3 separate regions of the Mus musculus genome follow, and all the other regions are linked to region 2. A link is a loop called in an ENCODE intact Hi-C map of the cell type or tissue named here. Cell type or tissue: left cerebral cortex. All regions are shown on one strand. Links, peaks and the distances in the headings refer to the core of each region. The heading gives the core; the rest is flanking DNA.

Region 1 (10,319 bases), core at 1,310-9,309, 140 kb after region 2:
AAAGCCATTTTCGTTCTCAGCCTTGAATGTGTGATGTAAGTCCCTCCTGTTCCCTTCTAGGCCTGGTGCACATTCTGCCCCATCTAACTTCCTGTGCTCACCTTAGAAAACACTGAGTCTTCATAGTGCTGGCCATGCCCACACCCTTACCCACCAAGAGATGTACCCACACTTGTTTCTTCTGCCTGGAATGTTCTTTTATATGGCAGCTGGCAGGTACCAGGTATCAGCTCAGTTGTCACTCTTGCTACCCCTGCCCCCAAATCCTCCCTTATTGTCCCACATCGTTTCTTCTCTAGAACCATCTTAGCTATTTCTCTCTTCTGTTTATTGTCCATGTCCTCTGCTACAGCTAAATTTTGTCCTAGCAGAGAACTTTGTCCTACTCACTACCATGTCCCCAAACCCTAGAACAGTGTTCTGAATGCAGTAGGCAACAAATGTTTTTGAGAGAAAAAAAAAGCAAGAATGGATTTATGGAAAGCAATGCTTTTAAAAAGGAATATCTCTCCATTGAGAGTGGGAACTAACTTCTTTGCTCCCACAAATGTTCATGGGATGGAAATATTAATGCATAATAAAATTTTCCTATGACCCTTCAGTACAAATAGTGATACATGAATAATAATTATAAGATTAGCATGCTGTGAGAGGCATGGGGAACAGAAGCTAATACATTGCAGGGCAAGATTTCACTAGAAATAGAGTCTGGAAAACCAATTCACCCAGGTCCTGTAAGCTTCCCAGATGAATTCTGGTGGGAGGAGCTGGCCTTGGGAAAGCGAGAGCTGACACCAAGTTCTAGTTTTGGGTATCTCAGCTCAGCTGTGTGACTCCAGGCCCTCAACATTCTTGAGCTTGCCTTTCCTCATCTGTGAAATGGGAACACACTAACCACCATGGTGGTCCTGAATGTCCCTTGAGATGTTAGGTGTGATCTATGAGTTGAAGGTGGGCCAGGGGCAGGGATTATCCTCACATAACTGGGTTCTCTTGAAGTTCTGCATGTGAGCTTGATGGTGTGAGCTCCTGATGGCCTGGTGTGTGCTGAGTGCTGGCTAAGGGGTGCTCTCTCTTCTTGGCCTCTGTAGTTGGCTTTCCAAAGACTCACAGGCATGACATATTGAGGCTTGAATTTCATCCATGATCAAAAAAAGGAGCCAGTCTTCCTGGCTCTCATTATTTAGTGTCTTCTGGGGACTTCCCCCAGGCAGCAGAATTAGTGTGCAAGGTCAAGAACTCCAGAATGTCCAGAAATAAAATATTTTCCCCTGGGGAACACACTGGGTGTGGCATTGTTGGACAGACATTTTAGAGAACTCCAGACTTGGGTAGCTGTGGATAGCTGCAGGAGGTCACTGGAGCCCTAGGTGACAAAGCCCAGGCCACCAAGGTGGGGGAAACTATTGCCTTTACCGCATGACCCCACACTGGGTCTGTAGGCAGCACTATCACTTGCTCATGGGTCCTTAATGCAGGACCCCAAGCTGTTCATACAGACCTGGTGTTCAGACCTGGGGCTGGGGCCTGGAGTCCAGAAGGAAATGCTTCATGTTGTGGATTAGAGAGTGTGTCTGGGGCTCTCCACTTAATGCCATTTTAATGGTCTCTCATGCTCATCAGAGACCACTAACCCTGTGAGAGGAAGGCTTCTGCTTTGATTTTTTTTCTGTTTGTTTGTTTTGCTTTATTATAACTTGTTTTTTTTATTTTTATTAGGTATTTTCCTCATTTCCAATGCTATCCCAAAAATCCCCCATACCCTCCCCCCCACCACTCCCCTACCCACCCATTCCCAATTTTTGGCCCTGGTGTTCCCCTGTACTGGGGCATATAAAGTTTGCAAGTCCAATGGGCCTCTCTTTCTAGTGATGGCCAACTAGGCCATCTTTTGATGCATATGCAGCTAGAGACAAGAACTCAGGGGTACTGGTTAGTTCATAATGTTGTTCCACCTATAGGGTTGCAGATCCCTTTAGCTCCTTGGGTACTTTCTCTAGCTCCTCCATTGGGGGCCCTGTGATCCATCCAATAGCTGACTGTGAGCATCCACTTCTGTGTTTGCTAGGCCCCGGCATAGTCTCACAAGAGAGAGCTCTATCTGGGTCCTTTCAGCAAAATCTTGCTAGTGTGTGCAATGGTGTCAGCGTTTAGAAGCTGATTATGGGATGGGTCCCCGGATATGGCAGTCTCTAGATGGTCTATCCTTTCATCACAGCTCCAAACATTGTCTCTGTAACTCCTTCCATGTTTTGTTCCCAATTCTAAGAAGGGGCCAAGTGTCCACACTTTGGTCTTTGTTCTTCTTGAGTTTCAAGCGTTTAGCAAATTGTATCTTATATCTTGGGTATCCTAAGTTTCTGGGCTAATATCCACTTATCAGTGAGTACATATTGTGTGAGTTCCTTTGTGATTGGGTTACCTCACTCAGGATGATGCCCTCCAGGTCCATCCATTTGCCTAGGAATTTCATAAATTCATTCTTTTTAATAGCTGAGTAGTACTCCATTGTGTAAATGTACCACATTTTTTGTATCCATTCCTCTGTTGAGGGGCATCTGGGTTCTCTTCAGCTTCTGGCTATTATAAATGAGGCTGCTATGAACACAGTAGAGCATGTGTCCTTCTTACCAGTTGGGACATCTTCTAGATATATGCCCAGGAGAGGTATTGCGGGATCCTCTGGTAGTACTATGTCCAATTTTCTGAGGAACCGCCAGACTGATTTCCAGAGTGGTTGTACAAGCTTGCAATCTCACCAACAATGGAGGAGTGTTCCTCTTTCTCCACATCCTCGCCAGCATCTGCTGTCACCTGAATTTTTGATCTTAGCCATTCTGACTGGTCTGAGGTGGAATCTCGGGGTTGTTTTGATTTGCATTTCCCTGATGATTAAGGATGTTGAACATTTTTTCAGGTGCTTCTCTGCCATTCGGTATTCCTCAGGTGAGAATTCTTTGTTCAGCTCTGAGCCCCATTTTTTAATGGGGTTATTTGATTTTCTGGAGCCCACCTTCTTGAGTTCTTTATATATATTGGATATTAGTCCCCTATCTGATTTAGGATAGGTAAAGATCCTTTCCCAATCTGTTGGTGGTCTTTTTGTCTTATTGACGGTGTCTTTTGCCTTGCAGAAGCTTTGCAACTTTATGAGGTCCCATTTATCGATTCTTGATCTTTCTGCACAAGCCATTGCTGTTCTATTCAGGAACTTTTCCCCTGTACCCATATCTTCGAGGCTTTTCCCTACTTTCTCCTCTATAAGTTTCAGTGTCTGCTTTGATTTTTAAAAACATATCTTTTGCTGTCTACACCTTTAGGTTCTCTATCTATTGTTTCAACCATCTGCAGATCTAAAATATTTTTAAAACTATTGTGAGGTATCTGGATTGAATATGATGTCTTTTCTCTAGTCATTATTCCTTAGCCAGGTCATATACATATACATCATATATATGTATATGTGTATGTATACATATACATATATATGTATACACACATATATATGCATACACATAGACATATACATGCACACATATATATGCATACACATAGACATATACAAGCACACATAGGCATACACATGCACACACACACACATATATGCACACACATATATAGTTGCATGTGTAATATGTAGTGAGTGACTACATAATATTGTGTTGCATACTAATTTAGAGATTATTTAGAGTATACTGTGGAAAGGTACATAGGTTATATGCAAGTACTGTACCATGTTATATATGGGACTTGAGACTTCTCCTGTGGTGGTGTAGGAACCCTGGAACAAATCTCCTATGGATGCTGAAGGGTGGTTGTACTGACGGCAGCCAAGAGGAGGTTTCCACGGCAGCCTCTATTCACCAGACTCCTGGGGAGAGAAGTAACAGCTCACTCCCTGCTGCTGACTGGGAGAGAGCACATGGGCTCTTCGGCCTCCTCTGTGCCTCTGCGTCTTGTTCAGTGTGTTTGAGAAGAGGAGCAGCTGGTGGAGATGGCCTGGAAGGTAATGAGTCACAGTTTTCCAGCTGCCTTGCCAGAAATGCTTCCACGGCACCAGGAAGACAAGCCATGTTTGACGAAGAGTGGTCCCCCATATTGGCCAGGCGGAAAGAGTTCTATATTAGGGTTTGGATTACTAAATCCAAAGCTTCTTATACCAGGCATAAAAACCCAGAGCCTCAATGCCTGTCCTCATCTCTAAAGTGAGAGGTTTGGCTCAGAGCCGGGAGACAGCTGCTCCAAGACTCTCACAGGCCTCAGCGTATTTGTGACCATGATTAAGTTCACCCAGGGCCAGGAAACCGCTCTACTCTGAGTGACTCTAGGGCCACTGAGCCCCTGCATCCTCCCACAGGCTGTATCTGGGGAGCAGAGAGCCGCCACAGCCGTGCTCATCTGTCTTCAGAGTGTGTCTCCAAGGGAAGAGTGTTCTCATTCTGCGAGTGGGGAGCTATTAGACTGCTGGATTCTCAAGCAAATGGCCGATCTGAAGTCCCCTCCCCACAGCCTGCTCATCAGTCTGGGCTTGATACTTGCTAATTTCCTTTCCTGGACAAACTTGTCACCACCACTCTGAAAATAAGGTGACCAGATGGGAACACAATGCAGATTTGATCCACTTGTTACAGAGGAGCGTAAGGAGGCTGCTGGCTAGTCGGAATTCAGATGTCTCCTCAGACAGCCTCACGCTGGCTTGATTTCCAGTCTGTGGCTTTCTGTGAAACACCTGCCCATTTTCAGTCTTTGCAGAATTTGACCTTGGTGCTCCTTTGTGGGCGAAGGACTGGTACAAAGGGAAGGAGTGCCTCTGGCTCCCACCCCTAGGAGGGACTGGGCAGTCCCCTGGACGTGTGAACTGCTTATTCTAAGCAATAAACATTTGAGTGACTGGGCTTGCTTTGTTCTGTGAAATAGGACCTTGGGGTTCTTCATGCTAACATAAAACAGCTTTTTAGAATGGCCAATGGCCATGGCATTGTATGCACTTAGGGGTTTCTCTATAATGTATGCACTTAGGGGTTTCTCTATAATGTACGCACTTAGGGGTTTCTCTATAATGTACGCACTTAGGGGTTTCTCTGGGCCTCTGCATGTTTGTCCTTAAATTAAGCAGCATTTCTAGCTCTAACTTAGGTGTCTGACAAGGATCCATCTCTGTGGGTACAGTGGCTTCTACTGCATGAATTTGACCTTCTTTTAGCTCCCCCTGCAAAAGACTCACTTATTTCTTTATTTTTACCTCTCAACTTTTATTTCTTATCTCCTCCTGGCATCTTGCCATTCCCCAACCTCCACAGCATACCATGAGGGTGGGAACATCTCTGGAGGGGCCTGAACTGTATATGTACTATAGGTTTGCCATGTTGGACTGACTGCCAGGGTGAGTCATAGACCTCTTTGTGTGCACGCCCCTCTATTCCCCTTAGTGTAGCATCTCCTTTGTTACCTGTGAGAGTGGGATAATGACAGCACAGTCTTATAGAGAGGTGATCTGTAATGAGACAGATGCATCCGAGGTCCTTAAAATAGAGCAAAGTGAGTTTTTAAAAAATACACTGTTATTACGTTATGTTATAGAGTGAGGGAGTGAGGATAACCCAGTCACTGCTCAATTCTTTTCTTAAACAAAGTGAACAAATGGAAAGAGAGGGAGGGAGAGGGAGAGGGAGAGGGAGAGGGAGAGGGAGAGGGAGAGGGAGAGGGAGAGGGAGAGGGAGAAGAAAGCAAGCAAGCAAGCACAGATACTGGAGTTTACAATGATATGTGTTCTTCAGAGGAGACCAGCAGGGGCCACTGTCCCCACCATGAGGAAGACAGTCCAGATGATTGGCTGGCAATGCTCCAGTTGGCCAGGCCCTGCAGCAGCTTGGGAACTCAGGCAAGTGGGAGAGAGATAAACAAATCAATAACCAGCTACAGAGCCCTCTAAGGGCTGAAAAGGGTCACTCAGGACATCTGGAGTTGATAGGCAGGGACTGGGAAGGGGACACAGACAAGGTGTAGGACAGGCAGGATCCAAGATGAAGATCTGGTAACTTCAAAAACTACAGCGGTGTTCTTAAGACAGTCCACGACCCATACACCACAGAGGCTAGCTGGCCTCTCAGAAAGATCTATGGAGGTTAAAAGTGACAACAGAATCTTCTTAAATGACACAAATGGTTTAATGGCGAGCCATTTTTAAAGAATACAACTATATAGGTGGACTCTGAATAGTCTGTTCTTGTCTTGCCCCAAGACAAGAATGAGGGTCAGTACCCTGGAGAGCTCCATGGGTTTACAGAAAGCTGGGGCAAGCAACTTGTTCTTCATGAGGCTAAGCCTCTTGCTGGGGGCTGGCAGGCTGGCTTAGTGCCAGTCCCCACCCACATGGCCATTGATTGCAAAGGACAATATTCTCCTCTTAGGTGGAGACTCCAGGAAGGGGTGGTAGTGGCCTGGAAGCAAGGATTCCAGAATAGACATTTGGTGTCTGTTAACCTCTAGTTGGGGGGTCCTGGAATCAGCTGTAGGCCCTAACACTTAGGTGCTGTGGACATTTGCTCTCTTATACAGAATGGGTAGCACATTGCTTACATTCTGTGTGATTTAGTTGGTGGGATAAGCAATCAAAAGGCCCTGCTCAGGAGGCAAAGAGCCACTCCTGCTGTTTCAGACTCAGGTTTACGTGGATTTCTCCAATTACTCAATCCATCAAGCTCTTGTGGGTGGCTGGGAGACTGTCTGTGAAGCATAGGGTGAGACCTGGCTGTGAAATGCTTGTGGCTGGCTTTTGGTCCTGAACACTGGAGCCGGAATAAGTTAGCCTGGCTGTGGTGTAGGGAGATGCACCCACATGCATCTGGTGTGCACACTGCAGTTCCTCCTCACCAGATGAGCATATTGTTTGGACACTTCTCCTCTGGAACAAGGCACTTGAAGACTAATTTATAGGCTTGGGACAGGTGTGAACACTGGTGGGCTGGTGATGTTGGCGGTTTGTCCTCCGAGCCCCTCCTCTCCCTAGTCTCTCGCTTCCACCCTCCCCACCAACCCCAGCAAGCTCATCTCCTGTAAGCTTGTTGAGGATCTACTGTACAAGCCCTGGAGGATGCACTCATAATTAACCCTATACTCTAAATTTCCATGGGTAATTCTGACTAGAGTGGCATTTAGTCTGTTTGTAAGAGTGGGTTAGATAGACTTTCAAATTCTGTTTGACTTGATGTTTTTATAAAACATAAATCCATAAATTAGGAAATAATCATGTGTCAAGTCACACAGCAGACATTTGCATGTAGGAATTACAGTTGCCATGCACCAGTGAGAAGGATGGGGGAGGAGCACCTGCATCTCCTGGTCTACTTCAGTCCATGAGAAGAAACACCTGCATCGAGAAAGGACCTGGTCCAATTACTATTGATTTGTAATATTTGGCAGGAACATTGTAGGGTAAGTAGAAATGTATGGACGGTATCTTTGGTACCTGTTATTTCTTTTCCTAGGCCTTAGAGTCTTTAATCCATCCCAAGTCTCTCTTATTAATATAAAAGTCTATCTCAACAATCAAAGGAAAAGACTCATTGCCCTAACATGGTGATCATTACAGAGGCTGGACAAGACCCTCACACCAGTCAATCAAGGATTAGCCAGAATCAAAGAATGTTAAGACTTCTCAATAGCCCTTGAACAGCATAGAATCAGCCTCATTCTGAGCTTCAGACTAGATGTCTTAGCTTTAATTCATGCTAATAGAAGAGCCTATTGTTCTGAGGCAAATAGACCGAGTACAAATTCAAAATCCTCCAGGCGTGGCTCTATGACCATGCGTATTCCTTTATAAAATGGAGGCAGTAATACTCAGTTCTCCAGTTTTGTAAAAACTGAGTGGTATCCCACAGAAGCCCCCGACACAGTACCTGACCTACAGCAATATGCCACAAACAGGAGTCCTTGTAGCAGTCACCACGGAAGCCTGTGGGCTGCAGTTCCAGTTTGCTATGGGCAGAAACCTGTTTTAAATAATAGATGTTACTTGTAATCTGGGCAACAGTCCCATCCCACTTCTACCCCCGAATCTGAAAAAAAATAAAAGAAGTGACCTTTACTAAGTGCTTTGGAATTTTGGTGGAAGGTTCTGTAATTGCTAGTTAACTGGCCGGGAAACCAGCTCTTGTGCAGTAATTGGAGGTGTGCGGGTCAGGACATTTAATTATGGCCTGGCCGCCTGGAATAGAAACCTTGCCACCATGACAACACCTTTTCCACATCTGCCTGATTGAGTCAACAAATTGTTGGGTCCCAGCCCAGACTCAACTGTGGTCTCTCTCCCCATCCAGAGTCTGTCAGTTTGGTGGGATCATCAAGGGTCAGCTTGGGGGATACACTAGGAAAGACATATACCCCTGTTTGGTGAGGGTCAGGGGGGGTGATTGCAGCTGGGTGAGGTAGAGACTGAGGAGCTGGACCACTGGGTAACCAGAAAGAACAGTTCAAGCCCAGTTCTACCTTGGTTGTGGTTTGGATCATGAGTAGATTGCCTGCTCTCACTGGGCCTAGTACCTTCACATATATAACAAAGATAACAAGAGTTCAGCTGACCCTCTCTGGCCAAAGATTCTGTAGTCAGAGCTAATCAACCACAGGTGACAATAGTTAGAGGTGGGGTGGAGGTGTCACACTGATACCGAACCAGCACAGACTTGCTTTCCTCCCCCTTTCTTCCATAAAAGAGACGGTCCAATAGCCATTTACAGAGCATGCGCTCAGCATTTGAGAGAAGTCGTCTAGAGATGATTTCACAGACCAGAGAGGCTTGTGTGGATATATTTAAATGTTATGCCATTATGAAAGGGATTAGAAGTACCTGTGGATTGTGTTCCTCCGGGTCCTGGAGGCAATCTCCAATATATACCAAAGGACAAGTAGTCTCACCTCATCCTTATCATGAGGACTCAAAGTAGTAATGTCAACCAAATGCTCTAAACCATTGCAAATGCCCTGTGACTGTGTGGTGCTGGCATGAGGGTTGTGACCTTTGTGATCTTAGAGCAGCTATCATTCTGGGTAGAGTTGTGAAGCAGACACCTGAGGCCTTGGGGGTACCCCCTCCTACTCAGCCTTGTGCAGCTGGAGCCTCCCCATCCCACCCAAGCACCTTTGCACCTGCAGTCTGTCCCCATCACCTCCTGACCAGTCCCCCCCAACACGCTGTTCAGACCCAGGTCACAGACATCATGAATTCCTTCCAGACCACGCCTCCAGATAGGATTCATTGCCCTTCTTTGGTTTTCCTGTTTATTTTTCAACTAAAAATATCAGCTCCTCTCACACTCGACTATAGAGGCTCACACCTTGCCCCAGGTGAGATACCAGGCTCTTTCGGTCTCTGCTCTTCGCTGTTTGCTGCTGTGCCTGAGAGCAGGGGCTCAGTGGTGTTCTGTAGGGATGGTGTCTCAATGAAGGAACCTTCATCCCCCTCCCTCCATTGTCCCTTCCTCTGTCCCCCTTACCTGTGGATGCCAACCATGCTGTCTCTTTCTCTTACCTGTCATTCAGGATGAGTCCGCGCTGTGGCAGCCTGATAGAAGGAAGCTGGGAGCCCTGCTTTCTGATTGATACATTCCACTTTTAATTAGGAAACACGTCATAGGGCAGTGTTGTATCCTCCCCACCCCCACCCCACCCAGTTTTAGTTTCAGTTACCCCTGGTTCAACTGTAATCTGAAATTTTAGGTGGAAAATTCTAGAAGTAAACAATTTACTCATTTTAAATGGCATGCTGTTCTGAGAAGCTTGGTGAAATCTCTCGCCATTCCATTCTGTCCTGCCTGGGTCACGAATCCTCGCTGCATCCAGTGTATCCATACGTGCAGGGTATGGTCCCTACTCTCTGGCCTTAACAGACCAACAACTGGGTCATTGCAGGGCTGGGTTTAGGTCACTCTGATTTTACTTTCTTTTTTTTTCCATTTTTTATTAGGTATTTAGCTCATTTACATTTCCAATGCTATACCAAAAGTCCCCCATACCCACCCACCCCCACTCCCCTACCCACCCACTCCCCCCTCTTGGCCCTGGCGTTCCCCTGTACTGGGGCATATAAAGTCCGCGTGTCCAATGGGCCTCTCTTTCCAGTGATGGCCGACCAGGCCATCCTTTGATACATATGCAGCTAGAGTCAAGAGCTCCGGGGTACTGGCTAGTTCATAATGTTGTTCCACCCATAGGGCTGCAGTTCCCCCTAGCTCCCTGGGCACCTTCCCTAGCTCCTCCATTGGGAGCCCTGTGATCCATCCATTAGCTGACTGTGAGCATCCACTTCTGTGTTTGCTAGG
Region 2 (10,319 bases), core at 826-8,825:
ATATAGTTTGACAGGTCTATTGTCTGCATAACAGGTATAAAGAAGGCAAAAAATGCAATACACTCTTGTTGAACTAAGGAAAGATAACAATTGAAAAGCAGAAAAATGAAATCCAAGTCAAACATATTCTCATGAATTTCAGTAGTTTTGAAAAAAAAGCTAAACATAAAATCTGTTAGCAAGAGAATTCATTCTTAGAAAATAGAGAATAGAATATGTTGAATGCAGTTATCTATCAACTGCAGTATTATAATTGTAACAATGAAAGGATGCTTCCAAAGATTTAAAGGAAAGGATATAAACAATTTTATACCCAACTGTATTAGCTAGAATTCTTTTAGCTATAAAGAACATAAGTCTTGAAGTGGCTCAAGCAAGAAGGGACTAGTTGTATTATATTATATCATATGAAATTGAGATTTGAAAATCATCAGTGTTGGTAAATTCACTACCTTAATACTGATAGGTAGTCATCAGGATTCATGATTCTTGCATCGTTCTGTGGTATCATCTTCAAATTTCTAACTTTGCACAAAAAGTAGCTCCCTCTGGTAGCAAGATACTAGAAACAACAGTCTTATGATGATGGGAATACTTGCTATTCAGAAGTCTTATGGAGAGGTGTGTGTGTGTGTGTGTGTGTATGTATGTATGTATATATGTTTTCTTAATCAAAAATTTGGCACATGTTTATTCTTAAACAAATATGGGGTAATAGCTATAGATAACCATCAAAACCCCATCCTCTTGTGGACATACAAAATGAGGGAGACCTGCCTAAAAACCATCCTTTTGTGAGAAGTATGGGGTGAGACTAGATATTCTGGCATCTAGTCATGTCTGCTGCACAAGCCAATTAATGATAAGAGACTAAAGCATCTCAAACAGATGTGGGACATTTATTTATATGTAACCTTTCCAGAAAACAGCAGTTACTGAATGATATTCTTCAGTCAGAAATTACCCAGTAGGACAATGAAAAGAAGTCCCAAATAGCTACTCTGGAGCAGATTTGGAAAGCAATTAGTAACAATCAAAAGTCTCTCTGCCTCTCTCCCTCTCTTGCCCTACCCCTAGCTTCTTCTCCTCCCAGATTCCTGAGTGCTGGGATTATGGGCTAGGATTACTACTACCAGCTTTGACAGTGTTTTCAAGGAGAACAGGTGCTGTGCATTCCAGTGTGTGGCATGTTGCTCATTTCCACTGAGTTCACAGCCTGCTGCATGGTTGCCTCCTCCCTTTATCCTTGACCCTGGCCTCTTATTAAAAGAGTCCAACAGGAAGATGGCGCCTTCTTGATAGAACTTTCCTCCACAGGGAGCTCTGTCCTGAAACTAGGGTGATGTTCCAGAGTTGACAGAAGTCAGTATTATCCTCGAATGTTCACAAATGGCCTTAACAGATAGATCTTCAATGCTACAGTTGCTTCTGCTCAAGCTCACTGAAGCTGCCATTTTCCCCATTCAGCTTGTCAGATGAAGTGCCTGGGTGCAATTTCCCAAACCAAGCCACGCCACAGCACAGGGTAGCACAGCACAGCACAGCACACCCCACACGTGCCCTTTATCTCCTGAATTGCACCCAACAAAGGGGCTGGAGAAATGGCTCAAAGGGTTTAGAACATGTGTTTCCAGACTACCTGGTTTTGATTTCCAGCATTCACATGACTGCTCATAGGATATGACACCCTTTTTCAGCTCTTGCAGACATTAAGCATGGACACACATGCACCCAAAACACTCTAACATGTACTATTAAATACCAAAATAAAAAAGAATTCTTCTGGGCTGTAGAGATGGCTCAGTGGTTGAGAGCACTGACTGCTCCAGAGGTCCTGAGTTCAATTCCCAGTAACCACATGGTTGCTCACAACCATCTATAATGGGATCCAATGCCCTCTTCTGGTGTGTTTGAGGACATCTATAGTGTACTCATAAACACAAAATAAATAAATAATTCTTAAGAAAAAAAAAAAGGAATTCTTCTAAATATGCAGTTGAAAGGAGCCATGATGTCTGAGCCTGGTGAAGGGCTAGCACACTCCTTTGTGGCATGGTCACTAAAGGGGATGGGCTTTTAGAGTAAACTGGCACAGTAATCAGTCAGGCTTTAGAAGTTCTCTCTTCTCTTCTCTTCTCTTCTCTTCTCTTCTCTTCTCTTCTCTTCTCTTCTCTTCTCTTCTCTTCTCTTCTCTTCCCTTCCCTTCCCTTCCCTTCCCTTCCCTCCCCTCCCCTCCCCTCCCCTCCCCTCCCCTCCCCTCCCCTCCCCTCCCCTCTACTCTTTCACTGTGCTTACTACTCAATAACCCTCCCCCCACCCCAATCCCATACCAAATGAGCAGAAATAGGCCATTTCAATGCTTTGAGGACCCAGGGTGGATGACATGGGCTCCTCTTGTTTTGAACTGGAGTGTTCCTGATTCCTTCCTTGGCTCTCAGATTTGCTTCCTTGCTTTGTTTCCCTCCTGGGTCACACAGGGAGCCCATTGTAGGACTTGCTTGGAGTTTGTTCTGTGGCTGGGGAAGGTGTTGGTGAGGCTGTACTTCCTTGCCTAACCTTGCAGTGTGGAGAATAATGGGGCATGTCTTCTCACCCCTTGTAGACTTAATACTGAAGCTGAGATTGTTATATGGATTTGTTCTTTTATTGGTAGCAAGATATTTGAGACAAAGAAAATCTTATACAGTTAACAGCTGCTTCATTTAACTAAACACCTGGAGCGTCTGTCTCCCTGAGGCATGTATGAGCTCTCCCCTAACTGCACTCATGACCTTTTTTTTTTTTTTCCTTTTCAAAAGACATGTGACCATTGAATTTGACACTTTACCTGCCTGTACCTTGAGTTCCATGTCAGCCACATGAAAGCTGTGATTCTTCTCTGCAATGAGTCTTTTGGAGATTTTTCTCTCTCTGGCCTGATTCCTTGCCAGTCTGACAGCCATATGGAAGGGGCAGGACTTCCAAATTTATATACCAGGATGGTATCCTCAAAGGCCTCTCCTCCCAAGGATATTTTATCAATTCACCAATGTCACCTCCACTGGCTTGACTGGCTAAGAATTCATGTGGATGAAGAACCCCGTTGCTCAGAAAATGACAAAAGTTCAATTGTATTATGGGGTTTTCCTCTTGCATGATATTATTTTTGGAAGTCATCCATTTGGATACCCTAGGCTCTATCCCCCAACTCATTACTCTCCTTGCCTAGCTTCCTAATGGAAGAATCATCTTACTTACTAGAAATCAGCTTTGAAGTCTTCATTTCCACTTCACTCACTGACATGTAAAAATACTAGCAGACTCTTACTTCCAGAAATATCTAGAAGAAAGGGCAATATGATGCCATTAAAACCGGAGCCCTCAGATCGGGAGCTGACTGAGTGTCTTGGAGACACATGTGGAGAATCAGAGCCCTGCATGTTCCAGAGGCACCTCTCACTGATCAGTCTGCTGCTTGAGCATGTAGATAGGGTGGGAGGAGAAATCTGTGCTGTTCCCTTCTGGGTTTCAGACTTGAGGGGTTCTAGAGTAGAACTCCAGGGGTTCCTCTGACTATTCCACAAGATGGTTCATGGATCTGGAGTCGCCAAGACAATGGATTAGCTGAAAGAAGTAGGCAGGGCTTGCATTTGTTTTTTATTTGCATATGCATGTGTAGCAACACCAGGAGGCCTGTGTGTATATATGTGTACATGCATGTAGAGGCTGGAGGCCAGTGATGGGTGTCTTCTTCGATTGCTCTCAACCTTTTTTTTGAGATTGGGCCTCTTACTGTTTAGAGCTTTCTATGGCCAGATCAGTGAGCCCCAGGGATTCTCCTATCTTTGCCTCTCTAGTGCTGAGATCCTAAGAAGCCTACAGTTATGCCTGACTTTAAAACCTTAAAAATAATGGGGGGCTGGAGATCTGAACTCAGTTCCTTATATATGCATCCAGGTATCTGTAGTTTAAAAGCATCTTGAGTGGTATAGAGCTTTAGTTGGGGTTGGGGGCAGTGTGAAGACAGGGGTCCTCTCCCACTGAGGCTGCTTTCATAGTTGTCCTTCAGGGCCAGTCTGTCTTTCCTATCACCTGGGCAGGCACAGGGATCTCCCCTGGGCATATATGGGTGAGACACCATGACCGATGTTCTTCCCCACTGCTACGGGCCTCTGTGAGGTCTGGGGGAATTTCTTCCAGTTCCCTCAGCTCATGGACTACTTGAAGGTGCCTTTTGAGAACTGGAGTGGGTGGCAGATGGAGTTGGAAGGCATCTGGTCCTGTCTTGGTGTGATGTCTTCTGTGTTATTGAGCTGGGCTCAGACGGTTGCTGACTGTCACATTGTGTGCCTGATGCTTTTCTTTTTTTTAAATTAAAATAAAGACCTACTGTTTTTAAAAGAGAATTGGCAGTAGACCAGAGAAAATATGAGTTTAAACTTGTTTAAAGAGAACAGATACTTTCTGCCTTTTGGCTACTTTAAGTACTTAAGAACAGGGAGGTGGTGCTCACCAGGCATAGCAGAGGGAGACCATGTGCTCCTGCTGGGCTTGGCTTATCTCTCTGCTTGATGACAGATCATGAGGTATCTGGCGGAATCTTGGGCTAGGCCCAGGGCAGGGTGGGACACCTGAAGGATTTAGGTAGGCATTGGCTATTTACCAAGTGGTCAAAAATTATCTCAGTATTTTGCCAAACAAGTATGTCTGCTTGTACATCAGCTATGGTAGTAACAGATGGTAAACATTGGTCAACCTCGGCTGCAGTGTGAAGTCAGTCAAGGCTAGGGGAAAGATGCTGTGTGTGGAGGCATGGTCACACATCTCTTGTCAGTGCTGTGTCCTCAGGGTCAGACACATAGTAGGTGCTCCGTAACTACGTGTGAACCTGTCACAAGCAACATTTGTCTGAGGAGAGGGACCTTCAACTGAGAGAATGCCTCCATAAGGTTGGCCTGTGGGCAAGGCTGTGGTCCATTGTAAAAATGAGTGCTTGGCGTGTGAGCTAGCACACTGTGGGTGGTGCCATCCCTTAGCAGGTGGTCCTGAGGTGTATGAGAATGCAGGCTGAACAAGCCATGAGGGGCAAGCCAGTAAACAGTGGTCCTCTGCAGCGGCTGCTTCAGTTACTGCCTGAAAGTTTCTGGCTCGACTTCCCCCAGTGGCCTGAGGGTGACCTGTGAGTTGAAAGAAGCCACAGACCTTTTCCTCCCCAAGTTGCTCTTTGGTCATGGTGTTTCTTACAGCAGTAGAAACCTTAATGAAGACACCTGCCTATCAATTTAGCCCTTTAGCTGTTAGGACTCTCCTAAGAGCCGGTGGCCATGAAGCCTCAGCGCTAATGAAGGGCCTGGGCAGGGCTAATGCAGACTCACCACTGTCAGAGTGCCAAAGGTAAGGGGGTGCGGAGTGCTCACCTTTATCATCCTATGTCATCTTTACCATCTCCCTTCACCCCAAAGCTCAAGAGAACAGCCAGAAGAGGGAGCAGGAGGCATGTCATGTCAGAGCTGGAGGATGGGACGAGTGCTCTGAGTGCTGTCTTCTGGCTCTGACAGAGCCACTGCAACTGGTGAACTCATAGAGACCGTGGTCACCTGTGCCAGAGCTAGCCAGTCAGCATTCCAGCATGGGCTGGGAGGGACCGATGAGGTCCTGCCCCTAGCTGAGGAGCTACTGGCAGAGAGCGGTTGTTGGGGGAGAAGGATTCATTTTTCTTCAATGATGTAGCTGTGTCAGTTGCCCATGACCTGACGAATAACCCTATGCTCGCCCATGTATGTGCAAGCAACCCTAATTAAGCAGAAAAAAAAGACATGAAGGTAGGAGAGGGATGTGCTGGGAAGAGGAAAAGATCCAGAGGGAGTGGGAGGGGAAGGAGAGAGCAGAATGGGAGGTGGATATGATTAAAACATTTTGTATGAGATTATCAAAGAACAAATAAAGACTCTACTAAGAAAAGTGCAGACACAATAGTGAGACCTTGCAGAGAAATGTTCCCTAGAAGCTAGGCTGCCCTCTGTGTCACATGTCAGCTTCAGGAGAAAAGACATTTTCATAACAGTAGAGCGTGAAGTGTCTTTAACCTGGTTCTGTGAAACCAGACTGCTCGCACCCTCCCTAGACAGTGTTGGGGCTACGCTGACAAGCGTGTGCTGCTGAGCTGACAGTTCAGCGTCTTGATTATGTTCTTGCATCTGTTTGTTTATTCTGCTGCATATCACTCTGGTCCAGAGTGTCACTTGTTTTCAGTTCCCTGGCTCGCCATCTTTATGATCCATCCTGAGCCAAGACACTGAGTCTAGCCTTGAGGTTGGCCATGCAGGCTCTAGAGCTCAAGTCTGGCTCGGTGTGCGTGTGTCTCCTCTGTGCCCTGGCTTTCTTGCCACAAATGGAAACAGTAATAGGTCCTGTTAGTGTTACTACAGGGAACACACTTAGGGACAAGGCCTGGCACATCTTTGGTGCCATATGGATGCTCGTTCCACTTAGAATCTAATTTTAAATGACCAGATTTCAAATATGCTAATGTAAGACACAGGCTCAACCAGGTGACTTTCATACTTGGGGCTGAGGCTTGGCAGTAGTTGGCACCTCTGCTCTGTTCAGAATATTTCAGTGGGGTTTGCCTTATAAATGGGTGGGGGACATCTTTGACTGTTAGGGGGTCTTTAAGGTTGGCTTGAACATATTTTTGTATATTTCTCAGCATTGTGAACCACAGGAGAGCTGCCACCTACCTGCCTGGAGATTGGCTGGGGAGACTTCATGATGCATCCCCATTGATGAAATGGAAGGAGCTATCTGAGAGGAACTGGGGAGCGATGGAACAGATGGTGTGAGTCAAAGTCACTCTCCCATCCTCCTCTTATTTTGAGATGCTGCCTCTCTACCTCATGTGATCCTGGTGGGGTGGTCATTAAAGTGGTTTTTACTTCATCCTGCCCTCATAAGGGGACATGAGGTCTAATGTGGGCTACCCCAGCATCACATCCTCCTTGTCACCTAGACTCGTTTGTGGATGCAGTGTTTTCCCAGACTGAGGTTCAGAGACATCTGTGGTTCTTCTACTAGACACATTTTAGTAAGCTATGAGAGTGTTGAACTGTCAAAGCCTGCCATGTATGCAGTCTCTCTATAGCTAAAGAATGAAGTTAGTGTACAAAGAGAAGTAGAGATAAGCAAGGAGAACAAGAAAAAGAGACAGAACATATGCATATAATTTGAATACCAAGATCAACCATGGCTAAACAGTCCTGAGGAGCGGGGTCTAGAAATGTTTTATACGTTTGATTTTCTAGAACTTTCGATATGGCCTTATATGAAAAGATTGAGGACAATCCACTTGGTACACATCGTGTGTGTGTGTGTGTGTGTGTGTGTGTGTGTGCGCGCGTGCGTGCAGGTGCAAATGGAGACCAGCGGTCAGTCTCAGATGTCATTCCCCAGGAGCACTGACCACTTTGCTTTTTTGAGGCAGGGTCTCTCATTGGCCTGACTTGCTGATTAGGGTAAAGTGGCTGTCCACTGAGGTCCATGGATCCACCTCACAGATCTGAAATTAGTGTAAGTTCATGCTACTATACGCTGCCCTTTTTCCCCTTAAAATAAACAAGCAAGCAAGCAAACCGAACCAAAAAAACCAAACCAAAGACCATGGGCTATGGAGATTGAACTCACGTCCTTTACTGCCAGCTGTCTGCCAGCCCTGGTTTGACTCTCCTGCTGACTTTAGGATGGGCTGCCGAGGCTCTTCTGAAGCTGGTCGGTGCCTTCCTTCCCTCTAGGTTTCCTGCCTCTGAGATGCTGCCACCGTTGGAGTCCTCATCTACTCGGATGTGCCCATAGCACCTCTGATCAGATATAGATGCCTTCTCTCCACTTACTGGGCTCACATACCATTTTATTTTCTACTCATTTGGCTTTCCACTGTCATATTAGTTATTCCTGAGGCTCACTTGTCACCCAGAGTTATCCTGGCGTTGAGGCCCTGAGTGTATGCTGGTTGAGGTGCGGACATTGTTGGGATCCTGGGGGTGGGGCTGGTGAGAAGATGCTTCTCAGAGAACCACCGAGATGTCACTCAAGAAACTTACGGCTTTACTTTTATTACTGCTCCAATTCTAATGTCTTCTGGCTTAAGAAATAAGAATGAGAGTTTATTCAGGAAGAGGATTTAAATGAATTCTTCTGGAGGATTTTCATCCTTTTATTTAATTGCTTTATATTTTATAATATTCCTGTAATGAGCACATATTGCTCTTACCATTAGAAAAATATTTAGAGAGGGAAAATTATTACCTGATATTCAGAAGGGCTCAGAGTAAGAGTGGAGCATGGCATGAAGGAAGTGGCAAGGACAGCTGACTTCACCTCCAGTAATCTTGTCATACGGAAGAAACTGCCTGGTAATGAATGCTTCATTAGTTCTCATTATTGCAAGTAGTCAGAACTCAAACAGGAATCTGTGATCTGATTTTTATCAGTCAGTAATAACAGCCAGTGCTATTCAAGCAATGTCCTCTCAGGGTGTCCTCTTAGGCCGTGTCTGTGTGGGGCATTACAGACATGCCATATAAGACACCTGCAGCGGGGAGGAGATGGCTCTGTAGGCAAAGCCCTTGTCACACAAACGTGAGGATCTAAATTCAGATACTTAGCACCACCAGGAAAGGAGGGACACCACAGTGTGTGTAATCCCAGTACGCAAAGCTGAGTGTGGCAGTGTGTGTGTGTGTGTGTGTGTGTGTGTGTACACGTGTGTAATCCCAGTACTGTACTACAAAGCTGAGCGTGGCAGTGTGTGTGTGTGTGTGTGTGTGTGTGTGTGTGTGTGTGTGTAATTCCAGTACTAAAAGGCCAAACATGGTCGTGTGTGTAATCTCAGTACTGAGGAAATAGAGACAAAGAGACTGTAACTTACTGGCCACCAGTTTAATCAAGTGGGCAAGTTCTAGGTTCAATGAGACCCTGTCTCAAAGGACAGATTGGAGAGGGACTGACAAAGACATTTAGCATTAACCTCTGGCCTCTCCATATACACCCACATGTGCATATGCACATCTAAACACACAAAGGTTTTGTGTGTACAAAACCTTGTTTTCACATGTGTATACACATGTAACCCCTGAAACACATAGACATGTGTACATACCCACATTTGCACAATACAGCCTCACACACACAGACAGATATCAGCCCCATCCTGAAGTTCTCAGTACAGATTCTTTTTATGTAAAACTTTGCAAAAGTTATGACGGTTTTGCTTGTTTTCTTCAATTTAACAAAACATTCCAAATACTCAAAGTCAAAGAAGAAAGAGAACAAAAGCCAACTATCAGTTAAACTGGGCTAAACTAAGTGTCCAGTCTTCTAAATAATGGTCCAATGGTAGGGCAAAAATGTTTGAATAAACAAATGAGAAAGACAGAATATGACTACTCACTTGAAACCTACAGTGGGTTATGTTCTTTTCCACAGTATTTTGGCTTTCCTTTTAAAAATTAATCTAATGTTCACCCCTTTGTCAATCCTTCTTTTTAATAGAAGCCTTTTAACACTCTAAGGGGTGTTTTGCTTCTTGATGTTAAGCCAGGATACCTCAGGATATTTTATAAACACATCCATTACACTGCTGACTCCCCCAAGTCTGACGATTTACTCAGCTGATATAACAGGTAGTTGGATTTAGCCACTGTGTAGAGAGCTAGCGTTTAGCACAGTTTGATATTTAACAGCTTAACCATGAAAAATACAATTGATGTTAATACGTTCCATTCAGGCCTGTTTCCAAAGAAGCCTGCAATTTAGCCATGTCGGGCTCCCTCAATTGGTGTTTACTAATAATGCCTGGTTTCAACAGAAGAAACATTTCCTCAACTTAAACCACACAGGGAACATGCATGGTATTGGGGTTGGGGTTAGGGGTGGGGGTGGGGAGTGGCACTCATCCAGTGATTCTTTCATCCATGTGCTAACAGCTGAATGATTTTTTTTTTTTTTGCGTCCTTCCATTTCCTTTCCTGTGCGGCATTGATTTGACCCTTATAGACTTGAAACAGGCATGGGACTCCTGTTTGCTGTGGCGAGGGTGCACCTGAAGAACTCACTAAATGAGAAACTTGCTCAGCTCACGTCTTGCTTTCACTTAGGGATACAGATACATAAAAAGTGATTTGCTTGATGTCATTCGTACATAACATGAGGATTTATTGATATTTTAGATGACACTAATATTTGCATAGATAAGGCTGTGCAGAGCGCATCTCTTGCTTCCTCTCTGATGTCTGTGGAATCACCAGACTGCTTCTCTGCCTCTATGCTCCCAAGTCAGAGATAGG
Region 3 (10,319 bases), core at 1,468-9,467, 120 kb after region 2:
AGGACAGAAGTGTGTGTATGTGTATGTGTATGTGTGCATGCATGTGCATATGTGTGTATGTGTACATATGTGTGAATGTATGTGCATATGTGACTGTGCTTGTGTGTGCACACATGCATATGTGTGTGCATGGATATATGTTGGTACATGCATGTGTGTGCCTGTGAGTGTATGTGCATGTGTTTGTGAGAGTATGTGTGACTATACATGTCCATATGTGTATTCTAGAATGTGAGTATGTGACTATACATGTGCATGTTTGTGCCTGTGTGGGTGTGTGTGAGTGTGTGTGTAGGTGAATAGGTAGGTATTATTGAAAGAGTGGAGGGAAGGCCTATCTTTCATTCATTTACCCAACTGGTATTTATTGAGCATTTATGTATCAGGTACTAGCTAACACACCTGGGGAACACAGGAGTGAACCCAAACTCCATGTCTGTTCGAGGTTATCAGAAAACAGAAGGTGATAGATGATAAAATAAACAGTAAGTGAATGATAGAAAGTCTAAGCAGTAGGTGCTGCAGGGAAAAGCCAAGCATGGTACAAGAGGCAGGAGAATCGAGGCAGTTTCCCTCCATGTGGTTGGGAAAGGCCTCACTGAGGAGGCACAAGAGCATAGACTTGGAGGCAAGAGGCTGAGCCTGTGGCACCACAGGAAGGAGCAGTGCAAGGGCCTTGCTTTTTGAGGCCTGGAGGTCCCTGCATCCCTCTGCCCAGGCTGTTCTAGTGACTCCCCTCCATGGCTGGTCCTCCCAGGAGCCAAGGTCGTCCTATGGTGGGTCCACCTACAGTACTAGGATGGCCCATGCTGGCTGTTAGTTTTTCCTTTCTCTAAATTTCAATCCTGATGCTGTATCTTAGCCTCTCCAAAATGATTCTGCATTTTGGGTGGTAGTTTAGTCCAAACAATCAAAGAAAGAGGACCCTCTTTTCTGGGAGGCAGGCAAGCTTGAGACTTGTGGGTCCCAATGGGGAAGCCACCCCGTTACCTGCTTCCAAGTCTTATATATAGGATGCAACAGTCTCTCTGGTTCTCGGCTTCTCCATTTGAAGATTGGGAAATGCATATTGAGTTGGCATTAGGGCTGTCTCTAGCACTGTGGCCTTCAAGCCCTGTGAGCAGGAGCAGTTTGGGCAGGAAGTGGTACCAGCTATGTGATAGCACTGGGAGGGGTGGGGAGGACAGAGCTCTGCCTGCAGGGTACTCTGTGTGAGGCATGCCTGCTGCATGTGCCATGTCCCCTCCCATCAGGAAGGACTCAGCAATACCCTTACAGCAGAAGATCCCACCTCAAGCAAGTCCAAACACCTGCAAACAGAGGGGACATAGAGGCACACAGCTCATGGCTTTCCTCTTCTTGATGTCCTTGGGTGCTGGCCTACTCTGTGTTCTTGGGCTTGTGGCTCACTCTTCATCTGTGGATGAAGTGGCTGTGTTGGCTTTTCTCTCCTTTCTAGCCTTTTAAAATTTCTATTCATCTTTTTCTCCTTCCTGCTTGGATGTTGGGGTCTTCGGCTCCTGCTCTTGATCCCTGGGAGTGCAGAAGGGGTCGTGGGCAGCCTTTGCTAACATTTTTTGCTGGGAGAAATGCTGACCCATACAGAAGCCTTTTCCCATTTTCTTTCAGGGAGTAAGGGAGCTTGCTTGTTGCTAATCTGGCTCTCCATGGCTCTGTTCTCTTGACCTTCCATCTTTAAGCATCCTTAAGTGTTATTCACAGAGCAACAGAAGGGGCAGCTTCCAGAATTGGACCTGTCTATTATCACTGGGGTTTATGGGACCAGGACTGGGCTTCATGAGGTTTAAGAAGGAAATGCAAGCACCCTGCACTTGCCACAGACATTCTGGATGCTTCATTTATTGAAATCAATGTCTGATGAATGGTTTCACACACACACACACACACACACACACACACACACACACACACACACACACACACACACACAGGCTCTTTCATTCCCTCTTCCATTTCCTGTGATGCCCTTTGTCTACATCAACTGTTGTGGAGAGAGATTTTATCTGGAATATTCATGGCAAGTCTATCACTACTTATCACTTTAACAATGTGCTATGGAGTGGATCCATGCTGGAGAGGCACATATGCTGTAAAGTTCGGGGACTTGCTGTGGCTGTGCCACCCCTCTTAGAGTTTCACATGGAGGATGCTGACATGCTCAGGAGGGACGTGGAGACTGGCTCCTGCCTTCTGTCCCTACAGCAGCACTTTCCAGGGTGAATGCTTTTGAGTGCAAAGAAAAAAAAATCCTTTATTTGAAACAAAAGCACAGCCCTCCACTGAAGCCCCATTCTGGAAAGCTACAGAGACTGAGTCTGATCTCACTACGGATCTGTGCCAGGCACTTGGGTGTAGTGGCAGATGACAAGTCAGCTGGTCTTAGGGCCGTCCTGAAACTCTACCAAGGAACGAAGGGCTGATATTGCCACCCGACCAGAAAGCCTCAAAAGCAAATGAAAGGGCATCTGAATATGCCAGGATCGGGTCAGGGATCTTCTCTTCTCTTCGTTTGTCTTGGGCAGGAGGATGGACAAGGTTGGGCTCCTTCCACAATCTCAGTGAGTCTGAGGTTTGGGAGAGTGCTGGCCCTTGGGGCTTCCCTACCATGACTCCCTGAAGGGGGAGGGGCAGCATGACAGTGTTCTGCCCTCCCATAGCAATGGAGCAAGGAGACTTTAGGGGGCTGTAATGGCACAGCAGGGAATAATGGGTGAGCCAACCTACACTGTGGATACCTTGTGGGAATACAGATAGTTTTGCCTGGGTCCCCTTACCTGAGAGATGTAAGCAGGGAGGGTGGTTACAAGGTTGCCTCCATTATAACACATGTTGGTGGTAGTGTTTTGTGATACCCAGGATTGAAACCTGGGCCTCACTCATGCCAGGCATATGTTTTACCCCTGAGCCATGCTCCAAGTCTTCTCTTTATTTTCTTGATCTTGAAGTAGGCTTTCCCTAAAATTTCTCACATTGGCTTTGAACTCAGTTTGTGGCTCAAGCTGGCCTCGAACTTGCAACCCTCCTGTGTTAGCTTCTAGTGTGGCTGGGATTACAGGCCTGTACCACAAGGATTCTGACTTTTATGACGCTAGGCGTCTGGCTTTGCTTGGTATTACTTTAGAAATGACAACACAATTTCTTGTTAATTGAGTGTATACCAGGAACTTGGTTCAGTGTCGTTAGCAACTAACACAAGGACAGTAGGATGTATCAACTTCTCGGCCACTTTATACTGAACTCATTGGGTCCTAAATGAACATTCCCACCAGGCCCTTTGTTTTCCTGTGGGGGAATCAAGGCTCAGAATGGGTGACGTGTTCATGCAGCTTGTAAGGAATGTGAAGAAAGGCAACTCCAGTGAGCCTGCTTTCTCCTCGCTTTAGGAAGAGCAGCGCCTGTCTACTTTCCCTTTTCAAAATGACACGAGCCCCCAGGTAGTGTGGCTCACAATCGATAATCTAGCACTTGGGCAACTAATGAAAGAGGATGGCATGTTTAAGGCCAGTTTGGGCGACACAAAGAAACCCTGCCTCAAAACCCATCAAAATAAAGGGGGGTGAGATATTCTGATAAACTTTGTAGAATATAAACTCGGCCAGAGGTGAGGCAGTGACAGTGGGCGGGACGTGTGTGTTATTATTGCTGTGGCCAAGTATCTGACAGGAAACAACTTCAGGGAGAAAGGGTTTATTTGACTCCCAGTCTGAGAGGATACCGCCCATCAAGGCAGGGAAGGGTTGGCATGGGGAGGGTAAGACAACTGGTTACATTGCGTCTGCAGGAAGGAAGCAGAGGACAGACAGGAAGCAGAGCCTGACTATCAGACCCCAAGGCCCAACCCTAGTGGCTTACAACCATCTGTCAGTACCAGCAGCTGGGGACCAGGTATTCAGACACACAAATGTATGGGAGACATTTCATATTCAGACAGCAGCACAGGATGGTTCAGCTCTGTGTGAAGAGATCACCAAGCTGGGGAAGGCTGTTCAACCTGGGGCTTTGCCTGGTTTACATGTGGGAAACCCTGCCTGCTGCTTCCTTAAGAAACCATTCAATAAACCTTAGAATCCCCAGATTTTTGTTCTCTGTCTGAGGTTGTGGTGGGATCCTGGAGGAGTTGGGTAGGAAGGCGTTTGAGAGGGAGAATCCTGGGTGTGTTTTAGGAATAAGGCACCTCAAGAAGATTGTGCTACAGCCTTCATCCAAAGGCTGCTGTGCACAGGTATGCTGTGTGGGCACTGGAAGTGGTAGTTTGTAGGTGGCAACAAGGGCTGGTTCCACTGTCCAGCATAGATCCGGTCACATCTGTAAGCTGTGCCAACACTGCCACTAGTAAGTAGGTGGGCATTCCTCCCAGCATCCTGCCAGCCCTTGATCTAGCAACCTAATAAACTCAGCTCCTAGCCTCCACTGTGTCACACTGCCAGGGAAGCGTGGGGCTTGCCTCACTGGGAGCCGTTGACTCTGCCTCAGCAGGGAAAGGATAGAAAGTGTGAGGCTTCACAGGCTCTTTGGCTTGTCTGGCTCCTCCTTGGAGAGCACTGTCAGCTCAGCATGCCTGGTTCCCTCCAGGGTCAGCTGTTCCACCCCGTCACTGAGCAGTGCAGCCAGAGTCCCATTGGCTACTGTGGGTTCCACTGCCTGGAGGTTGATATCTGAAGCATATTCATATCCCAGGATGAGGATGACTTCAAGGGAAAGTTGTAGGGAAATGTCAGGATCCTAGGGCACAGCCCTGAAACTACTGCAACTAACTGTTAGAAGGAGAGGTCACTTGAAAGAACAGTTTATTTTATCATGTCGTCAGAAGCTAGGGATCTGAAATCGGGGCATGAGTGGGGCCACGATCCTTTCAAAGGCTCTAGAGAAGTTTCCTCCTAGGCCTCTTGGTAGCTTCTGGTGGCTGCTGTTCATCCTTCCTGGTCCTGAGCTTATAGACACATCACTGTCTCTTTGGTCACAGGTTTTCTTTGTATATGTATCTGTATGTGTGGCTTCTCCTTGATCACAAGGGCTTTGTCATATTGGACTGGGAATAACCCCTCTCCAGGGTCACCTTAACTTAATTATATCTGCGAAGCCCCTGTTTTCAAATAAGGTCACAGTCCGGGGTTCTGGGTGGGTGTGGTGCTAGGGCATCTTCCAATCTGGTCCAGGCTCACTGGAAACAAGTGTAAAAACCTGTGAACTGTGGCAGCTGATGCACAGATGAAAACAGAGGCCCCAGGCAGCTTGCCAAGGGCTTCACGCTGGACTTTCTGTGGTGATAGAAGCCTCCTGTACTGGTACCTCTGGGGATGTGGCCGCTGTGACTGAAACACCGGGGTTTACATCAAATTTAGATTAAGTTGATTTACAGTCATTCTACCCCTTTTACTGTAATGATCCTGCTGGGGGAGGGATATGAAGCAGATTTCCCACTGAGGGCTGAATGCTCCACAGCCTCATACTCTCTGCATTTTGAATGGCTGCGAGTCTCTGTAAGGAATTGCCACCTACTACAAAGAGAAAGCCTCTCTGATGAGGGAGGGTTCAGAGCTGCACTAACTTATGGGCATAAGGAGAAGTATTTAGGGTGTAGCTTAATATTGTGTCCATTTAGCTGAACAAAGGCAGTAAGTTGTCCACAGGAGCCCAATGACTTCCCAGCGTGGATTCTCGGCCCTATTCACAGCACCAAGCACGAATCCCATCTTATGGAGCAAGTCTTAAATCCAATCTGAAAGCAGTTGGTTGCTCCCCAAACACTCATGTCATCATCTCACCAGTGGGCTGCTTGTTACTGTAGCTCACAGGGCTCACAGCTAAATATGATTGTTGATTATCCACCCCTGCCCGCCACAGCACCTTCTGGCATGATCGAGTGGGGCAGGCATCCAAGACAGAAGCAGTTTGCTATAACTCAAGTATATGGTATACTAAATGGGCTCTGGGAGGAGTTGGAGAGGGAGTGGACGGTGGACTTGATCGATATATATTCATATATAAAATTCTGAGAGGGGGGAGAGACAGAGACAGACAGACAGACAGACAGAGAGCACCTAGGCTAGGCACTGGGCATTTATGAAGCTGAGCAAGGTAGATGGAACCCTTCATGGGATCTAGGAAACGAGTTAGCCATGTATTGCCCCGGGTTCTGCCCCAGGTGGTACCTGCTAAGTCAGGGCTGTGGATAGGTCACATCCACTCTGAGTGTTCACACGTCCAGCATGCTCACGCCCAGGCACTGGGTTCCTTAGTGCCAGCCTCTGGGATTTTCCTATGGGAAACTTACCCAGGAGTTGCCATGGGAGCACATAAGTGACCCACTGTCGTCTGCCGGGACAGAGGGTTCTTGATGGACATGATGCTTAAACTGAATGCAGTCTGTGCTGCGGAGTCCCATGTGTGCTGAGGACGGGTGTGTGTGGTGAGCACCTTCTAAGAACATTCCCATGTGCTTTGCTACACAGAACCAGTAATAAGAGGAGACTGTTCTGGATCGGGACCTTGAGAAAAAGAGGTCAAAGGTTTTGTCATGGGCTCCACTTTGCCCTCTGTGGACCCTGAAGCTCATGGTGAAGAAACCACAGGCTAACTGTGGCACCCCTGTGGACACCAAGAAATGGAGGTTCAGAGAGGTAGAAAAACTTGATGATGTCATGCAGCAAGTGATTAGATAAGATGTAGTTATAAGCAGATTGCTAAGGATCCATTCCTGGGTCCCCCAAAATCCTTCTTGAGAAAAGCTGGTTTCAGTTTTGCGTTAGCTGTAAGTTGCTGTGAGCAGACACTGTTCCCCCACTCCCTCCCCCCCCCCCCGGGGTTGGATGATGCTCCTGCTTCCAATTCCATCTGGGATGGTGTTTTGTTGGGTTGGCGTCTTTGTTTTACGGACTGGCTGAGACTTGTAGGTGGATCCTCAAAAGGCAACAGCCATTTATGTTCCATTTACATCATTTTGGCCAAATGTTCCACAGAAACAACTTAAAGGGAACAAAGATTTCTTTGGATTGGTTTTTTTTCATGGAGGAGGCCAGGTGGAATGGCTCCTTCTGTAAGTGATGGTGGAAGCCCGGAGAATGGGGGGGGGGCAATATAAGGGGTGCACCTGTAGCCTTCAAAGATGTACCCCTATTGATCTGCTTCCATACCTCCTACAGTAGTGACCCACCTCTTACAGTAGGCTCCCCAACCTTTAAGTGAGCACTAGAATCTGGGCACAGTACATCCAGGTCTGAGAGAGAGGGAGAGAGACACTGTCCTTTTCCTGCACCCACCAGGATGTAAACTCCCAAGCCGCACTGTAGATCACTGCAGCCCTGGCTCCAAGCACCCCGCAATGCAAGCTCTTCAATATTTTGGAATGACTAAATGGGAATCTGCACACACACCCACAGCAGGGAGCTGGGAGCTGAGTGTGAACCTGTGCTAGATGGACTTTTGTCAAACTGACACAAACAAGGGGCTCATGGGAAGAGGGAACCTCAACTGAGGAATTAGACTGGCCTGCCTGCATGTCTGTGGGGGCACTTTCTTGATTAATGACTGCTGTGGGAGGATCCAGCCCACTGTAGGTGGTGTCATCCCTGGGCAGGTGGTCCTGGGTTATAGAAAAGCGATATAGAAAAGGCAGATGGAGTTAGTCATGGAGAGCAAGCCAGTAAGCAGCAGGCCTTCGCTTCTTCACTTCACTTCTGCTTGTGTTCCTGCTCTGACATCCCCCCCCACACCCTCCCCCCACCCCCACCCCCACCCCAATGATGGACTGTGAGAAAGTGCATGAGCCAAATAACCCTTCCCTCTCCAAGTTGCTTTTAGGTCATGGTGCTTATCACAGGAACAGAAAGCAAATCCATACAGGTCCCCCTCCCATCCAGCTGTTTCTACCATTAGCCAGCTGGGTGATCCCGCTGAGCTCCTGTTTCCTAATCTGCAGAATGAGGTGGCTGAGTATAATGACCATTAGGAACTTGGACAGCTCCAGCATTCCGTAATTTCTCCTGTTACTCTATCTTGGCTTTCCAGAATATTTCACAATAGGTAACAGTGTGGGCTGACAGATGACATTTCATAGTTCAGTCGGAGTTTGAGAAACTTCTATGGAAAAACCATGAACTCCAGGGTCAACAAGACACCATAAAAGCTGTCAGGCCTCCTTCACACGTCCTGTCCTGTAAAGAGAGAAAGAATGTATGCTGGTAAAAGTCACCAGAGGCAAAGGGATCTTTGTCTTCATCCAGGGATCAATTGCTGTGTCCTCTGCTCTTAGAGAGGCATGCGGTCTCCGTGTTAATGCAGCTTCTCACGGCACAGGCGGCTCCTGGGGGTGGGGGCGGGGAGGCTGAAGCTGAGCTTTCAACTGGCCTCACTCCCACACTGGGTGCTGGGAGAAGAGGGGGGGTCTTTGAGTACACATACTTCCCCCATAGCCCTCACCAGGGCCCCAAGACAGTGCTGTCAGGACTCTCTTCCTGAGGAAGTTAAGAATGTCTTTGTCTTAATTTTGCTTGTCTCATCTAAAACTCTATTGGTCACAAAACTGTGGACATTTGCTGATTTCCAAAACATAGGCAGAAATGAATTAGGCAAATCTCACATGTTGGCGGTTGCAGGCCTTTAATGGGGGACATGGGGAGGCATAGTAGACAGAGACAATCAAGTATTTCCATGTAGAAATTCCAGTCAGTAAACTGCACCAAGTCCCTTCTGTGATTGGCACTCTTCAGGCTTCAAATCCAGGAGGTTAGTGGAAGTTCTGAACCTGAATGTGTCCACCCTTGCCTGATGGGCAGAGGCCATAGAGTTCACTATGCCCATTTGGCTAGCATGTAGGAGAAGGAAGAAGAAAAGGAGGAGAGAAATTGTCTCCAATTCTCCAATAATGACTGCGGCAGCAACAGTAATAATGTTATAATAATAGCTAATATTAATCGAGCCACTGTTCTAAAAACCATATGTGAATTAATTTGCCCAGGCTTCTTTGTTTCTCTACAAGATGGGTACTATCATTCTTTGTACTACTTTGAGAATGAAAGACGATGAGTTTTAATTACATTTTTTGTTTATAATTCTATACATGAGTACTGTATTTATGTCAATTTCAGTCCCTTCTCCCTCTCCAACTCCTCCTGTGCCTTCCTGATCCTTCTCAAATTCATACTTCTTCTTCAATTATTACTGCTAAATAAATATAAATATGTATTGCCCAGAGGTGGTGGTGCATGCCTTTTATCCCAGTACTCGGGAAGGAGTGGCAGGCAGATATCTGTGAGTTCAAAACCAGCCTGGTCTATAGAGTGAGTTCTAGGACAGCCAGGGCTACACAGAGAAACCCTGCCTTGGACAACCAAAAGATAAAAAATTAATACAAATATGTATATGTGCACACATATAAATATAAATACGGCCTGCTGAATCTATTGAGTGTTGATCACATGTATGTATGTTTATGGCTGGACAACTAGAGTTGAACAACTTATCAGGGGCTCTTCTCTGGGGAAGACTGAATCTCCTTTTCTTGTTAGCTGTTGATTGCCTATTGCTCTTTATCTAGGGGTCAGACTTTGTGAGATTCCACCCATCCATGTTGACATGTCAACTGGTACTGTCACTGTGCAGGTTTAGGTAACCACATTGTTGAGATAGTGTGGTACAGCTCCCTGTCTTCTATAGAATATACCACCTCACTATCTCACAGCAGACATCGGTCCTCTGGCTCTTATGGTGCCCCACACTATCCTCTTCTATGATTGTCTTAGCTAGGGTTTTACTGCTAAAATCAGACACTACGACCAAGGCAACTCTTATAAGAACAACATTCAGTTGGGACTGGCTTACAGATTCAGTGGTTCAGTCCAATATCATCAAGGCAGGAGCACAGCAGCATCCAGGCAGGAGTGCTGCAGGAGGAGTTGAGTTCTACATCTTCATCTGAAGGCTGCTAGGAGAAGACTGACCTCCTGGCAGCTAGGATGAGGGTCTTAAAGCCCACACCCACAGTGACACACTTCCTTCAACAAGGCCACACCTCCAAATAGTGCCATGCCCTGCCTGAGCCAAGCATATTTAAACTTGAAGTTCCTTGAGCTCTTCCTGTAGGGGTTTGTAAATTATCAGTAAATGGACAGTTGTTCTGTGCATATTGACTAGCTGTGGACTTCTGTGATGGTCTCTGTCTGCTACAAAATGAGGCTCTTTGATGAGGAATGAGGACTACCCATATCAGTAGGTCCAAACATATGAGCATAAGTATTTAGCATGCAGTCAACAATTATACTGGTTGGGAAACTAGTGGTAGTTTGGTTCTCTTCTAGGGT

Evidence for each region. A loop is a pair of places that touch in the nucleus more often than their neighbours do. Peaks named below come from ENCODE experiments on the same cell type or tissue, not always from the same donor. Only the 100,000 strongest peaks of a DNase experiment are listed, where the experiment ranks them.
Region 1: a loop joins it to region 2, with 2.5 times the contacts of the local background. A loop is called at or near these places in 2 of 42 quality-filtered maps.
Region 3: it touches region 2 in a loop (5-fold over the local background); 2 of 42 quality-filtered maps call a loop at or near these places.

Annotation. Positions count from the first base shown.
Region 1 is chr4:119,897,699-119,908,017 of GRCm38, forward strand. All of the region lies in intron 1 of Hivep3 (human immunodeficiency virus type I enhancer binding protein 3), which reads left to right. Among named protein-coding and RNA genes, the nearest start is that of Hivep3, 88 kb to the left of the region's middle. In left cerebral cortex, for the core only: CTCF peaks have their summits at 5,825 (motif pointing right) and 6,824; DNase peaks (open chromatin) are centred at 4,018, 4,588, 5,827 and 6,844; H3K27ac peaks cover 2,625 bases.
Region 2 is chr4:119,755,532-119,765,850 of GRCm38, forward strand. It overlaps a transcript of Hivep3 not described here. Among named protein-coding and RNA genes, the nearest start is that of Gm35957, 37 kb to the left of the region's middle. In left cerebral cortex, for the core only: a CTCF peak has its summit at 5,420 (motif pointing right); DNase peaks (open chromatin) are centred at 4,262, 6,449 and 6,852; H3K27ac peaks cover 2,980 bases.
Region 3 is chr4:119,874,622-119,884,940 of GRCm38, forward strand. The region is part of intron 1 of Hivep3 (human immunodeficiency virus type I enhancer binding protein 3); the gene reads left to right. Among named protein-coding and RNA genes, the nearest start is that of Hivep3, 65 kb to the left of the region's middle. In left cerebral cortex, for the core only: no CTCF peak of the experiment used is centred there; DNase peaks (open chromatin) are centred at 2,271, 4,472, 5,275, 5,849 and 4 more places; H3K27ac peaks cover 3,851 bases.